Regions from separate parts of the Homo sapiens genome. Here region 2 is linked to region 1. A link is an interaction called in ENCODE POLR2A ChIA-PET data of the cell type or tissue named here. Cell type or tissue: CD4-positive, alpha-beta T cell. All regions are shown on one strand.

Region 1 (2,500 bases):
ATGGCAGTATACGACCTTCCTGGGGCACTCCACCAGAAAAGGGAAAAAAGCCTCCGATGGGCATGCATACAACTTTCTAAACACACTGTGCATGCTCACCTCCCAAGTATAAGGAGGGCACTGCGCATGTGGGCCGCCCACTCTAAGGGAAGAATCACAGGAAAGGGGCCAACCTATAGAGTCCTGGGATCAAAGTTAAAAACCGCACTTACTCTTCAAGTCACCCACTTGGATTTCTTCCAAGGGCACTTTCCTTTCTTTCCTGCTGTAAAGCTTTTTAATAAACTTCCACTCCTGCTCTGAAACTTGCTTCATCTCTTTTTCTGCCTTACGCCCCTTAGATGAATTCTTTCTTCTGAGGAGGCAAGAACTGAGATTGGTGCAGACCCATACAGACTCACTGCCAGTAACTCAGATACCTTCCACCGATTACAAAAACATCAGCAAACTGAATCCAACAATGTATAAAAAGAATTACATATGCCATGACCAATTAAGATTCATCCCAGGTATGCAAGGCTGATTCAACATTTGTACCGTTACCCTCCAAGAAATCAGAAGACTCTTTTCTGGGGGCTCTATGTCAGCCCAAGAGGAAAGACCTAAAGACAGTAATATTGCAGGGGGAGGAGTGGAGAGGCAGAATTCCATAGTCAATGGCCCACCAGACCAACCTACAGTGAAGTTAAAAGTCAATGAGACCTAACCACATGATCAGAACTTCCAATGTGCTTTTGATTTCTCCAGTATTAGCCATGGGCAAACAAGCAAGCTATCTGAAACTATCTTTTTTTTTTTTTTTTTTTTTAAGACGGAGTCTCGCTCTGTCACCCAGGCTGGAGTGCAGTGGTGCGATCTCGGCTCACTGCAACCTCCACCTCCCAGGTCCAAGCAATTCTCCTGCCTCAGCCTCCTGAGTAGCTGGGACTACAGGCACATGCCACAACGTCCAGCTAATTTTTTTGTATTTTTAGTAGAGACGGGTTTCACTGTGTTAGCCAGGATGGTCTCAATCTCCTGACCTGGTGACTCACCCACCTTGGCCTCCCAAAGTGCTGGGATTGCAGGCGTGAGGAAACTACCTTCTAATGTGGAAGATAAAGAAAAAGACCAAAAAAAGAAAAAGAAAAAAGCAACTTAAGAGAAAAAGAATACACACGTAGGAGGAAAAAAAACTTTAAAAAAATCATTATATTTCAAAACAACAGCTGTACAGAAGCAGAGGGTAACCAGTCTTGACTGGAACACTGCAATTCAAAGAGCAGATATGCTGAAAGATAACATCACCAAGATCTTCAATAGCAGTCTCCATTTTTTAAACACAGATGGGTTGGGGGGACAGTGGAAATGACTCATACCAAGATTCTTATCTGTAATGGTTGGTCTTGACCAAGTGATAATGAAATTCTTGTTTCCATACTCTCCTCCATGCCCTGTTGCCTAGATCAACAGAGTACACTTATTTCCTCATTTTGACCTACTACTGAGAGCAGAAGTACGTCAAGTGAGTTTAATCGCAGAAAATAAAAAGCAGTCAACTCTGACCAAATATTTTACAGGTGTATAATACCTGCTATATATCACAGCATCACCTGCTAGTTAGTCACTACCACCGGACAACTAAAATAAGCATCTAGTAAAGACCAAGTGGATAATAACCAATAGGTATTGGTTAGGTAGGGTACCTACCTAGCTACCCTAAAATCTTCTAACATAGAAGATAGCAAAAGCAGGTTATTCACACAGATTAATTCCTTGCATAAGAATTAATACAAAGATCCAAACAATTCATGATCTCAATAAAGCGATTTACTTGCAGGCAATTATAAAATTTGAACACATATTCAGCAAAATGGAATAGCCTTCTAGTCCACGCCATACCCTACCAGAAGTAGCTTACAATCTAAGAAAGGAAATGAAACCAGCAGATAGACTTAGATTTAAGATTGAAAGGGTTTCAAATAATGCAAAGCCCAAAGCAAATTGAAAGACAGGTAAAGATCCTGGAGAGAGAGAAGAGGAGAATCAGGAAGGGCTTCCCGATGTATTTAGAAAATAAGAAGAGGACAGAATAATGAATTAATCTGTTTCTAATTAAGTGAATAAAGTAAAAAGTAAAGTCATCAAAACAGAAAAGAAGTATAATGAAGAATCTAGGCTGGCTGAAATACAGACTACTTTGTGAAAATTTGGAATAATAAGAGAACAACATTAAGACCTAAAATACTATCTCAGGTGTTTGCACTGCTTCAAGAAACATCAGAATGCCAAGAGTTCCAAATAAGGAAATAAAACAACAAGACCTAGACTTTTTTGAAAAATATTAATCTATCACCAATATGTAAAAGCAGTTTGGAAGAGGGAAAAGAGGAGAACTAGCTCAAATTTACCTATCATTGCTCAAGTTTTGGTAATATATTGTAAATCCCTTGAAAATAATAAGGTTTACTTTGGGGAATTATTTCAATAACCATGCTCTCAGTCTAAGTGCTCAAAAAAA
Region 2 (2,500 bases), 200 kb before region 1:
AGAATTCTAAACTGACCTAGCTAAACTATTATTCAGGGTGAGGATGAATTTAAGACATTCTCAGACAATTTGGTGGCTGATGAATGGTTTCATTTCTGTCTTTTTCTGTAAACATTTTAAAACACATTTTATTTTAATGTCATATCTATAAATTTTCCCCATATGAAGATCCTGGTGGTATATCTTATAATTTGGGGTTTCAGTCTCACCTGTGGGGTTGCCACAGCTTGAATAATGAGACTTCTTTATAATGAGGATTTACATTTATATATGTCAGGAATCCTGGACTATTAGAAACCTGTGGCCACTTTAGGTTGATTTCTTGGTTTAGGGTTTCCCACACTGATAGCATTGAATTGAAAATTAAATCCCAGGTCTGTGCAACAACAACAAGCCTGTGATTTCTGAATTCTTAGAAAGACCCCTCAACACCACTGTATGCCAAAGCCCAGGCAGAAAAAAATTGCATTATTATCTTCCTTTGTTGATGAGTGGATTTTTTCTTTCCTAGTCTTCCCAGCCCGGTAAGGAAAGCACTGCCTCAAACAGGTGTTTTTAAAGTGGTCAAGTTGTTTAAACTCTTTGTGTTTCAGTTTCCTCTTCTTTTTAATCAGGACTATAATATTCACCCTGTAAATCTATTAGAATGCAATAATTGTACTTCATAAGGGACTGCTATTATTTTATTTTTATTATCATCCTAATGATTAAACAGGATTATTATCAAGATTTTAGATGTGTAGGAAAATAGAAAAAAATAAAACAGATTGATTAAAAGCAATAAAAATGTAAGGTTTGTTATTTTAGAAAATGACAGTAATATACAAGCTTGTGTAAACATATGATCAGGCAAAGAATATGAACGTATGCTGGAACTGAAACAAAGGATAGTTGTTTAGGGACAGGAGACCTGGGTTCTACCCTTGCCTCTGTTTCTATCAGAAAGCTACGTTGCTTCTCTGAACTGAAGTTTCCAGAATTCAAAACTTAGAAGAGGAACTGTGAAATCACCCAGGTCCTTTGTGACTCTTCCATGCTATGATTTTCCATTATCTGCTCTATTTCTTTATGGTTTATTTTTATAGTACCAAATTATCAGCTTTCTGGTACGTGTTATAAGATTATGTGACCACAACATAATACTCTTAGGGAAAAAAATAGTTTCTACTTCATTTTTATTCAAAGAAAATGAGAAAGTAGAAAAGAAGATGTAGCAATCAAACAGGAAAATGATAACCATAAACCCTGTGTTTTCATAGCTTCTGTGTGCTTTAAAAAACTATTTCACAGGGACCACTGAGTTACCGTGGGTACCAGTTGGAGGCTGGATTTCCTACCTCCCGACTGCGGTGACCTACTGAGAAGAATCCTCTCCAGGAGATGCCTCATCAGAAAGATTATAAATGGGAAAAAAATGACTAAGGATCATTTGCTATCAGCAACTTGGGGGTATCTACTGCAAATGTTCTTAACAACCCATAGGATGACAGACTATAGTAGACTGTCACCTTCTACTATAGAAGGTGGATGACACCTTCTCCCGTGGCCTGCCCTCAACTTAGCCAGATTCCCTCTGATGTGCCATTTTTAGTTCCTGTTCTCTCTCTTCCAATTCCCATGACATTCTGAAAGGAGCTACCGGCCTTGTGTACCTCTGTATTAACTATAGAGAATTCCCCAAGAAAACTTTAAGGAGAACAGTGAGATCAACACTAACAATAAACTATTGAAGACTGAGACAGCAGAAACCCTTGGCTACTGCAATAACAAGGCACTTTCACACATAAAAATAAAGCCAACGGTATCAACTCATACGTGCTCAGCTTAAGTCACTGTGGGCATGGTGCACTCACTTTCCTGCAGCCTTTTTCGACTTCCACTATTTCTGGACCTTGGCTTCGTGATTTCATCTTGCAGATGTAGCCAAGAGGCCACTCACAGCCCCGATCTGCCCAGTACCCATCCTGCAGGGAGCAGAGAGAGAGAAAAAAATAAAGGATTATCAGTTTGGGGACCTTTTTTTTTTTTTTTTTTTTGAGACAGTGTCTCACTCTGTCCCCCAGGCTGGAGTGCAGTGGCGCGATCTTGGCTCATGGCAACCTCTGCCTCCCAGGTTCAAGTGATTCTCCTGCCTCAGCCCCCCTAGTAGCTAGGATTACAGGAACCCACCACCAAGCTCTGCTAATTTTTTGTATTTTTAGTAGAGATGGGGTTTCACCATGTTGGCCAGGCTGGTCTTGAACTCCTGACCTCAGGCGATCCACCCACCTTGGCCTCCCAAAGTGCTGGGATTACAGGCATGAGCCACTGCGCCCGGCCAATTTTGGACTTTGATGTTATTTTCTTGTAACTGTGCCTCAGAGGAGGAAAATTAAGATCCAAGGTTATTGAGAGAAAACGGCATCTACTGAAAGGAAAGGTAATTGACATGTTCATATGTAAACAGTAATTTTGACTCTAGCTACAAACATGTAAAAAGTGATTGGAGCCGCAATATGAT

What was found. Peaks named below come from ENCODE experiments on the same cell type or tissue, not always from the same donor. Only the 100,000 strongest peaks of a DNase experiment are listed, where the experiment ranks them.
Region 2: POLR2A ChIA-PET joins it to region 1 with 7 read pairs; 2 of 35 experiments call an interaction of 5 or more read pairs at or near these places.

What each region holds. Positions count from the first base shown.
Region 1 is chr10:17,654,602-17,657,101 of GRCh38, reverse strand. All of the region lies in intron 1 of STAM (signal transducing adaptor molecule), which reads right to left. Among named protein-coding and RNA genes, the nearest start is that of STAM, 12 kb to the right of the region's middle. In CD4-positive, alpha-beta T cell, no CTCF peak of the experiment used is centred here; a DNase peak (open chromatin) is centred at 1,321; H3K4me3 peaks cover 1,107 bases.
Region 2 is chr10:17,855,706-17,858,205 of GRCh38, reverse strand. It overlaps MRC1 (mannose receptor C-type 1), which reads right to left. Exons shown (of 30, transcript NM_002438.4): 9 at 1,854-1,964. Among named protein-coding and RNA genes, the nearest start is that of MIR511, 12 kb to the right of the region's middle. In CD4-positive, alpha-beta T cell, no CTCF peak of the experiment used is centred here; no DNase peak of the experiment used is centred here.